Regions from separate parts of the Homo sapiens genome. Here region 1 is linked to region 2. The links are chromatin contacts, found by Hi-C or POLR2A ChIA-PET in ENCODE. All regions are on one chromosome and are shown on one strand. The core of a region is the stretch at or near the end of the contact, and the rest is flanking DNA. Distances in the headings are between cores, read along the strand shown.

Evidence for each region. A loop is a pair of places that touch in the nucleus more often than their neighbours do. ChIA-PET counts read pairs that join two places held with the same protein, here RNA polymerase II (POLR2A). Pooled maps may share reads with other maps.
Region 1: a map of ascending aorta shows a loop between it and region 2 (4-fold over the local background). The contact joins the enhancer-like site here to the promoter of SLC4A4 in region 2. A Hi-C loop is called at or near these places in 1 of 168 maps with a recorded cell type or tissue (ascending aorta) and 10 of 50 pooled maps. POLR2A ChIA-PET finds 5 or more read pairs at or near these places in 2 of 52 experiments (A673 and activated naive CD4-positive, alpha-beta T cell).

The regions. Positions count from the first base shown.
Region 1 is chr4:70,705,802-70,711,308 of GRCh38, reverse strand. It overlaps a transcript of RUFY3 not described here. Among named protein-coding and RNA genes, the nearest start is that of RUFY3, 13 kb to the left of the region's middle. RefSeq lists an enhancer at 5,397-5,507. Within about 2 kb of position 1,613, at least 2 of the 41 ENCODE cell types and tissues checked have a DNase peak (open chromatin) inside an H3K27ac peak, as active enhancers do.
Region 2 is chr4:71,183,854-71,189,227 of GRCh38, reverse strand. It overlaps SLC4A4 (solute carrier family 4 member 4), which reads right to left and starts at 1,969. Exons shown (of 26, transcript NM_001098484.3): 1 at 1,827-1,969. LOC124900712 (a long non-coding RNA gene) reads left to right here and starts at 2,704. Exons shown (of 2, transcript XR_007058133.1): 1 at 2,704-4,647; 2 at 4,773-5,374.

The sequences.
Region 1 (5,507 bases), core at 364-2,863, 480 kb after region 2:
TCAAAGTTTAAAGAAGCATACAGCAGGTGAACTGATTAACACGTGCTTGAGGCCGGACATGGTGGTTCATGCCTGTAATCCCAGCACTTTGGAAGGCCGAGGCAGGAGGATCACCTGAGCCCAGGAGTCCAAGACCAGCCTGGGCAACACAGTGAGACCTCATCTCTTTTTTAAAAAAATTGTTTATTTTCACTTTGGCTCTTCTTTGACATACTTCTTTTTTTTTTTTTTTTTTTTTTTTTTTCCAGACGGAGTCTTGCTCTGTGGCCCAGGCTGGAGTGTAGTGGCGGATCTTGGCTCACTGTAACCTCTGCCTCCTGGGTTCAAGCGGTTCTCCTGCCTCAGCTTCCCCAGTAGCTGGGATTACAGGCGTGCACTACCATACCTGGCTAATTTTTTTGTATTTTTAGTAGAGACGGGGTTTCACCATGTTGGCCAGGCTGGTCTTGAACTCCTGACCTCAAGTGATCCGCCTGCCTTGGCCTCCCAAAGTGCTGGGATTACAGGCATGAGCCACCATGCCTGGCCCATTGACATATCTCTTTATATAAATTAAAAATTTTAATAAATAAAACAAAAAACATGTGTTCAATTCCTGACCAGGTATACTGTTTTCTTTTTCTTTTTTTTTGTTTTTTGAGATGGAGTTTCACTCTTGTTGCCCAGGCTGGAGTACAATGGCGCAATCTCGGCTCACCACAACCTCTACCTCCCGGGTTCAAGTGATTCTCCTGCCTCAAACTCCTGAGTAGCTGGGATCACAGGTGTGCGTCACCATGCCCAGCTAATTTTGTATTTTTAGTAGAGACAGGGTTTCTCCATGTTGGTCAGGTTGGTCTCGAACTCCCGACCTCAGGTGATCCGCCTGCCTTGGCCTCCCAAAGTGATGGGATTACAGGCGTGAGCCACCGCACCCGACCTTTACTGTTTTCTAGAGTACTACTAAACAATTAAAAAAGAAGAGAGACAATAACAGAAATGTCCACAGAGGAAAAACTAAAATATATATATTTTACACAAACACATATACAATCTACACATACATACATGCATGCATGCAATATATATGATATATACATATCTGTATACTTGTGTGTGTATATATGTTAATGAAACTGCAAGCATAAATTTTCTCCCCTTAAACACTAATTCCTGGGTTTACATGTATATTTCGAACCTCCTTCCCCATACAATGGATTTTTCAAGTGCATCTGTCAGAGACAAAGGCTTCTAGGTACCTCATTCTCTGCACTATCCGGGGCTTAATCATGGCACTCGCTGTTAAGTATACTCAACTTTGTAGTGGGTAGTCATAGTAACGCTGCCAGTCCTTTTCAAGATTCTTTTTCTTCTATTCCTCTTCTAGCCTTCCTCCTATCTCAAAACAGCACTTAAAAATACAGAAAGCTGCTACTTGGTGAGTGGGACACTTTTTTGGACACTGCCTTAACTGGGAGAGAAAAGACAAGGGCAAGGATGTGGGCTATTTGCATAGCATTGCCTTGAACAATGTTTGCCGTAGTTGTGGGAGTTGGAAGGAGAAAAGAATAACTAAATAGAAGCTGTTAACTGTGCAAACAGCAGGGTGACTCTTCCAACCAACACTAAAGGGAAGCCATCTTTTGTCTATCCTGTCCATTCACAAGACGATCTCTAACGGCAGGATGGAAAAGGAAAGCATTAAAAGTATTACACCATGGCCTGCAAGCAGATCCTCCTTACAAATTGTAGTTGCTGAGAAACTGGCATGGAAGGTCATACATACACCAAGAGGATAAAGCCACCACGAAATATAAAAACATACATGTCTGTAAATGCATGAAAAAGTTCAGGATGAAAACTCCCCAAACTCAAAAGTGGGCATCCTCCAATAAGGAACCGGGGAGAGGGTGCTGGAGGTCCACAAAGAGGAAAGTTCACTTTGTAACTGTACTTATGTATTATGAAACATTTAAACAATGAGCATAGATTCATGTATTACTTGTACATTTATAAAATCAAATTTTAAAAGGCATGGCAGAGAGTTTTATGAGATTTAAAGTTAGAAGTATAAAAACCTAGCAGATTACCAGCACTCAAAGACTCAGAAAGAGACATAATCCTCAACAAGGCACATCAGAAGTCTCCTTTCACACTGCATTGAAGCAGATTGATTTCATGGATATTATATCCTGCAAGATTTTGGAACAAAACAATTCATGTGACAAACCCTGAAAAGTTTAGGCTACCTTCTATTTACAAACTTTTTTTTGAAACAGCATCTCGCTCTATTACCATGACTGGAATACAGTGGTGTGATCACGACTCACTGCATCCTCAACTTCCCAGACTCATGCCATCCTCCCACCTCAGACTCCTGAGTAGTTGGCACCAGAGGCATGTGCCACCATACCCAGCTAACTTATTTTTAATTTAAAAAATTTTTTTTTTGTAGAGACAGAGTCTGCTTATGTACAGGCTGGTCTCCAATTCCTGGGCTCAAGTGATACTCCTGCCTAGGCCTCCCAAAGTGCTGGGATTGCAGGCTTGAGCCACCGTTCCAGTCTCACACATTTTTGCTATTCTTCAGCACTGTTATTTAAAAACAGAGCTTCTGAACTCAAATGTAAAATTTAATTTTTAAAACCTCTAAGTACACTCAAGATTTCTAAAATAAAAAGATAATACCACCTTAATACACAGTCTTTCAAAGCTATAATATTTTATATACTTTTAGCAAATACATTACTGAGAGTTAAAAATTGGGTTGCTAAAGAGGCAGATGCCAGTCATCGTAATATTCACTAGGCATTGAGGTTGAGTCCATGTACCATTCTCGTAATTAAGAAGTCTTTTAAAAACTGTTTGGGGCCAGGTGTGGTGGCTTACACCTGTAATCCCATCACTTGTGAGGCCGAGGAGGGTGGATCACTTGAGTCTAGTTCGAGAGCAGCCTGGCCAACATGGTCTCTACTAAAATACAAAAAAAAAAATAGCTGGGGTGGTGGTGCGCACCTGTAATCCCAACTACTTGGGAGGCTGAGGCAGGAGAATCTCTTGAACCTGGAAGGAAGAGGTTGCAGTCAGCCCAGATTGTACTGCTGCACTCTAGCCTGAGCACAGAGTGAGACTGTCTCAAAAACACAAAATAAAAAAACAAAAACTGTTTGGTCTCAAGTGTTCATGTATTTTATTTTTATTTTTTTAAAAACAGGGTTTCGTTCTGTTGCTCAGGCAGGAGTGCAATGGTGCAGTCACAGCTTACTGCAGCCCTGAACTTCTGGACTCAAGTGATCCTTCACCTTAGTCTCCCAAAGGGCTGGGATTACAGGTGTGAGCCACCAGCACCTGGCCTGGTCTCTAATTTCTTAAATGAGTAGTCAAGAGAATCAAAGTTCTGATATCCAGATACATTACAGAAAGCAATATTCCATTGACTCTGCAGGGTAACAAGGAACTTTTTATTCATATCTAGAGTGTTCCTTTCTGTAAGTATGCTTACGTTCTAAAGCACATATAAATGTAACAGGTAAAAACAAAAACTCAGTCCAAAACAAAAAACTATTTTGAATCAATTTTATATTTAAATAAAACATGTAATAGTGATTTTTTTTTTTTTGCTAATATGAAATGTTCTCAGTGACTAATCTTTAAAAGCAGAGGAAGTGGGACACGTATATATTCCCAGTAACTTTTCTGAACACATACACATCAATAAACTATTTCAAAAATAAAGACCATGAGGAAATATTAGAACTTACGTGGTAACAAAAAACACCATACCGCCTGGGCACGGCGGCTCACCCCTGTAATCCCAGCACTTTGGGAGGCTGAGGTAAGTGGATCATTTGAGGTCAGGAGTTCGATAACAGCCTGGCCAACATGGTGAAACCTCGTCTCTACTAAAAATACTAAAAATGGTAGGTGCCTGTAATCCCAGCTACTCAGGAGGCTGAGGCAGGAGAATCGTTTGAAATCGGGAGGCGGAGGTTGCAGTGAGCAGAGGTCATGCCACTGCACTCCAGCCTGGGCGACAGAGCGAGACTCCGTCTCAAAAACAAAAAAACACCATACATTTGCTAGTATCCTAAGGTAGAGACTGAGATCACGCTCATGAAACTTTAGCTTTAAGTCCTCTAGTCCCGATCTTGATCATGCTTAAGCAACAGTATTAACTGATAAGAGTAACAAAATACTGTTATTTTCTACAATAATTAATAACATAAAGATAACCTTTAACAATGAGGGAGTCCAGTCAACTGAAATTCAGGTAATTCCCACAATTGATACTGTTCAATAGTTGAAAAGTTCCTCTACATCAAACCTTGTACCATAACTGTTACAGAGAAATGACAGTCTTCTTTCTATAGTAGCATGCTTAATATGTAGATTACACAGAAAGAAAACATTTTTGGTGCAAACAAAAAAAGAGGCGGTGTTTAAAGTACAAAGTAGAAGGATTCCTCAGAAAACAAAAGCAAAGTCTCCTTGAGAAGATTCTTATCTTTGCCTCCTCTGTATAGGAAGACTCACTTCTGCCATGAGCTGACAATCCATCTGCACATTAGTGCAGACCACTCCAACACACAAACTATGGCTTCACTAAGACAGTCAATGGTCAGTGTCTGCCCACTGACTTATTACTCAGTAAGTAATAAGGAGGTGTGAACACTGGGCAACCTCCAGCTGAATCACATAGACCCTTCCTGTTAACCTGTCACCCACCATCACAGTTTTGGATCTCTTGTTAGATTTAAAGAGCATGGGTTTAGCAGAAAAGCAATCTGGGTCAACTGCATTCCTTCTCTTAAGCTGTTACTTGGGATAAATCGAGCTTCCGCATCTGAAAAAGTGGCATTCAGTTTGGCGCACACAAACTTATTAACCATGATTATCACAACACATGCACATAGGAAATAATCAATAAATATTATCTTTTCCTAGGAGATGGATCGGGGCAGAAAAGGTGAGTCAGGGTTTCTTGGCAGGGCAGAGCAGCTAAAAGATTTGTACTTGTGCTTTAAAAATATAGGGTGTATGGTGGGAAAGGTCCTTCCCTCATCGCTTCAGGCAAGTTTCTGTCTCCCTTTCCAGAACTCATACAGCAAAGTATTTGGCGCTTACAGCATGCCTTGTATCGTCAGCCACATTTTCATACTGTAAGAGCTTGTATTTGAAAATCAGATTTAACATTCCTCTAAGAGTCCTTATATTCATTGACGACTCTAGGGCCCTACTCGTTTGCCAGCACAGTAAACAGTTCACTAATAAAAAATACAGCACGGAGTGTGGGTCAGCTGCATTCAGAGCGCTCGCGTGTGCCAGTGGCTTTAAAAGTGGAGGCCTCTTCCCGACAACCGATATAACCCTGGGAGGTAGCCTTCCAAAGCCACACATTCCCTTCTTGTCTTCTCATGCACCGCTCCGATTTCTCTTTCCAATCCGGGGGACGGATCTGTCATATTTACCGGCATGGAAGGAACGCTCGTAAAAAATTAGTTACTAGTATTACTAAGGCCGCACTGGCG
Region 2 (5,374 bases), core at 720-3,219:
AAAGAGCAAATGGCACCAAAACCCTCATTCTGAAGTACACTTAAATCCAAAATGTTGGGGGTTTCTTAGTTTTCAGTTTTTTTAACATGGCTGGGACTATCAAAATATCCCATCTTGTCCTTGTCACCCCCACTCCTACAAATGTTCTCTGCCTCAACAGCTCATAATGTAGTGGTACTGCTTTCCTGTCTCCATCTACATATATGAGAGTTTCTCTGTCATCTTACTTGACAGTGTGGGATACAGTTAAAACAAATCATTCAATTTCAAGATCTACCACAAAGACCAGAATCCTATCAGTACTTTTAACTTTAAAATGAAAGTAAAAGTTTTTTCTCAGCTATAAAAGTTATAGAAAAATAAACAGGCACACTTCCTTTGAATGAAGTTATACTAATATCTTCAGTCTAAGTACTAAAATGACCATGTAAATTATTTACATGCTAATATGAAAGACACAAGAAAGAGAGCTGTAGTCAGAAACGTTTTCAAAAGACATCACATTGGCTATAAAAAGCTACTGAATATTGTTCTAATGGCATTGACGAATCTACTGAAATCACAATGAAAAAAAAAAGCCCAAATGAGCAATGTACACTTTAATTAATTTAATTCAGGTAGTATTACAACTCCAAGTCCCAAGATACAAGAAAAAAGAGAAATACAGTACAACACAGTGTCTCTTAGGAAAGGAACTGCTGCAGGATTTGAGACAATGAGCGTTTAGTACAGCCCAGTGTTCTTGATTTCTCATTAGGAGCAACTTTCCAGGGCACTGAAGCGAACCAGGAAAAGAAATGGGGAGGGTAAGCCAAAGGGGTCGCTGCTCTTCAGTGTCAAGTTGGAAAGAGCTTGCTGCGATCAATTATGCTGAGAAGGTAGGGCCTTGAGAGGGAAGGAAGGATAGAAAAAAACAGTTTTACAGGGCGCTGAAAAAAGTGATAGAAGAGAGGTAGAACTGCTTCCTCCATCTTTCACGTCAAGTTCAAGTTTTTCTTTTTGTTCTATAAGAACTTTTGTCTTTATGGTGCTTGCTGCGGTTTGCTGATGTAGTTCCCAGGTCCTGCCTTCCTCTGGTGACTTATTAACGGACTGGCAACGGCTGAGTAAAATGCACTTAAGAAAAAAGAAATCACCTCTCTTTGCCAAGACTCACATGCTGCCCAGTACCTGAGGGAGAGCTCCGTTGTCGCTGGCCAAGAGAAATTCCAGTTTAACCTATGCCTCCCCTAGCCAAATCCATTGCAAATAAATGTGTGTGTGCCACTTGCAGAGAATCTGCCTGACTCACCCCCCGCCTTTGGCGTGCCAGGGAGAGATGTAAATGCTCCGTCCTGGAGCTGGCAGTGAAGTGGGGGCCGCGGCCTCGGTAGCACCAAGAGTCCCCAAATCTCCCCCTGTGATGGGTTTAGGGATGTGTTCCTCTCAAGCAGGTGCCTGGTCACAGGGCGACCACCCAGGCTCACAGCAACACACGTGTCACTGAGCCCGAGCCCAGCCCGCCGCAGAACTGGCCCCGCAGTCCTCGTAAAGACGCCCAGTTGCGCGCAGGGGACTTAGCAGTGAGGGAGAAGCAGACCACCCAAACTCTTCCTCTAAACCCTAAGAAGGAAAAAAAATACTTTTCCGCGGAAGCAGCCTCCACACACCGCCCGCGCCCAGCTCAGGGGATGCCCGGCCCGCAATTGACCTCTCTCTCCCTCCCAGGAGCGCGCTGAGGCCGCCTGCGCGCCCTACGGAATCGGCCCCCGGGCCCGCGCCCGCCTCCGCCTTGGAGCGAGGGACCCCATCGACCCTCCCGGCAGCTGCCGGGGCCGGGCGCTCACCTCCTGGGGTCTGGCTTCCGTCGCTCCTCCAGTTTGGCGGCGGAGTGTGGGGCTGCAGCGGCCACTGCCACTGCCGCCGCCGCCGCCGCCTTCGCTGCCACCGCGGCCGCCGCCGCCACCGAAGCGCTGCCCGGCGCGCCGCCGGGGTTGGAGGCTGGGGGGCCGCGGAATCCCTGGAGGCGCGAGCCCGGGACGCGGCGGGGCCGAGCCGCGGGAAGTTGTCTGCGCCGGGCGCGGAGCGAGCGGGGCGCCAGTCACCCGCGCCCAAGTAGTCACAACTTTGCCGCCTGGGTGGGTGCGCGCTCCGGAGAGAGGCGAGCGCGGGAGAGCGGGGCAAAGGCGCTGGGGCGGGAGGGTCTTCGGAGCAGGCAGGACTGCAACCTGAACGGCCCGCGAGGAAAGGGGAAAGGTGGCGCGGGGGGATGTCTACACAGCCTGTGTGGTGCGCGGCGAGCGAGTGTGTAAGAGCGCGGGCGTCTACTCTACTTTGCCTCCTGCAGCTCCTGCATATTTATGGGGATCTCTGATGTTCCTGCTAGTAACTAACACTGCAGCAGTGGAGCCCAGCCCAGGCGCCCCTCGGGAGCAAGCCGGGGTGCGGGGGCTCACGGAAGGCGGCCGCGGCGGAGGCTGTGCCGCGAGCGCGAGCCTGCGATCCATATTTAAAGCCGTAAGTGGCCTCGGCCGGCCCCCTGCCCTGCCCTCGCTCGTGCCCGCCAGCCCGGCCCCCACCGCTCCGGGCCGCTGCTCGGCGTCAGCCGCCCGGGCATCGGCGGCGGGGAGGGGCCTCGAGCCGCGCCGCCTCCGCCGGGGGCTTGGGCTCTGTGCGCAGCGCCCGCCCGGAGCTGGCGGAGGACCCGGCTCCGGACCGGCCGCTCTTGCCTCCCAGGTTCCTTTTCTCTCACGCCCTGGGCTGGGTCCTAGGTCCAGCTTTTTGTCCTACTCAAAAGAGTTCCCCAGTGGGGAGAGCCTGTGCTTTCATGCAGAACTAAAATTGCGTGAGTTTCCCAGCTCAGATCACTCTTGACTCTACTTTATAAAACTTGGGGCGTATAGAGTGCTGCCATAACACAGTATTAAGTAATTGTTCACCTTTAACAAAAGATGTCTGAAGATAACGTGGTTGTCAACTGTGTCCTTCACTTATGTCACTGATGCCTTTCTGTCTTCCTTGGGAGTTAGGAAAACAGCCTTAGCAAAGTGATTATTTGTATTTATTCTGTTCCTAAGTCTAATAATGAGGTTCAAGTACTCTTTGCCAAGCAAATAATATATCAGTGATCCAGCACCATTGCCATTGGTAAACTATTGAATCATAAGTAAACCATTAAGATATGAACAGACTGTCAGCACAGACACACCATCTATTGTTCTGGGTACTGCTAGAGAGTAGTCACTTAATGGATTGCAACCACATGGTATATCATGCAAGTGTATATCATTTTCTAGTAATACATATTATATGTAATGTGTATGTGGACATCACTGACCAAACTGTGTTTTCAACAGTAGCCACCAAAATGCATAAAGCTCAAGAGAAATAATTTAACATACCAACTGCTCCTGGTCCCCAGTATTTCTTCAATACAAAGCTATAGCTTATAGGACCTCCAAGAGAAAAAAAAAATGAGGGTAGGGAGGAAATAATTTGAGGACAGAGGCTTTTCTTTCTAGTATTCAAAACTGGAAGAGATCCAGAGATCCATGGTGCCTCACCAGTGCTTGGAAAGCAGGTATGGAGCCTGTGTCTTTTAAAAAGTTTCTATCTTTAAAATCCTTAGTTAATGCTCAGAAGGCACAAGGAAACACGCCAATCTGATGTCTGAAATTAAAATGTACTGTCATGTGTCTGTTGTCACATCTGGCTCACATATATGTTCACACATTCTACATAACCCAGTGCAGTGATATATCACTGGGAATTTTTCATGGGAAACTCAAAACCAAAGATAAAACAAAAATTTAGCTTTAAAGTTTTCACCTAAATGATTATGTTCTGTTTCTAGGCTAATGTTAAAATTAACTTTCACTCCCTGAGCAGGCAGTTAGCAAGAATCAGCAACCGCAAAGTAAGCTAACAGGCAAAGGGAAGTCACTTTTGTATTAAAAATTTGCCATTGCTGTTCAGCAGTTTTTCACACTGTGGATTATGTATTTCAACATAGCTGGCAATTTCTCATTATAATCGTGAAGCAGCCATGAACACTCAGTGCTGGTGAATAAGAAAGAAAAAGTCCAAGAAACACATTTTTCAAGCATTCTGCTGCAAAATATATCAAACTTTCCTTCACGTAAGTTAAATAGGTAACTCCTGAAGGCATTTCAGTACAAAGATTGGCAAGAATTTACCCTAAAAGGAGCATAAAGTTGGTTTGTGGGGTGGGAGGCAGGGAGACAATGAGAGTACTATAGAGGTGAGATTTGGTATGTGTCTTAAATTAATGAGAAAAAGAGTCTTTGGCAAAGCGTTGACAACCTCTGTTATCATTTTCATTACTTGATGTTTGCTATCCCACAATTAAAAGAGTGTTCTATTTCCTTTCCTATTGATTAGTGTCCAGTAGTTGAGATATACGTGTTTTCCTTTGAAAGGTCATTGATTAATTTTTCTTATAAACTCTGCATGTGATCACTTTCGATTGCTTTTCCGGGTGATAACAATGAATCCTGAGATTTTTGTTCACCTCTCCTAAAACTTGTGCCATGTCTCTTGATTCTCATAAGCACAAAGAAAGATTTATTAGTTCTTTTTGTCTTGGGGTTCACACAGCTTGGTGACAAGAAGAATGAGCAGAAAAACTGATGGAATTAGAAAAATGGTGTAAGTAAGCTTTACTGATAATGATTTGTTTACTTTTTAATCAACAACTCTCTGTACTAAAGGACTTCTTAGAATACCAGCCCAGTACTTAGCTTATTAATCAAATTTCTTTCGTATCATCCAAGGTCCTAATAGGCATCTAAAGAAAACAGAAAGGAGGAAGGACCTTTGTTTCGATGACAAGCACCATCTAGTGGCAGCAGGTGATGACGACATAATGTCTCTAAGAAGAATGAAGATGAAAGTTTTCGAATAGGTAGTCCAGGCATTTCTGGTCGCTTATAGGCATGACATTCTTTGATTCTAAAACAAGAAGTTGTATGTAGTAGAATAATGCAATTGATCGGCCCTGCGTTGATTATTGAAAGTAAGGTGCCGATGTGACCTGCAGATAGGATTATTAGCATAGAATTTTCTCAGTATTTGTGTGACTGACTAGGTCCTTAAAGACTCTGTATTTAAGTTTCCTCATTACATAAAATAGGAAGAGTGATGGCTTGTCACCATATGTTGTCTGTAAAGCACTGTGTTCAACAAAGAGCAGAATCCATAAATATAACTATTATATTTGGATTTTTTCACTATTGGGAAAAAAGGTGAAAAATATTGTTGGATGTTTCTCCTGGAGTTATACAAAATTATAACATTCATAGGCATTTCATATTGGGGCCTAAACAGAAAGGTGGTAGGAGATAACATTATAGCTTGTTACTATAAACGTCAAAGA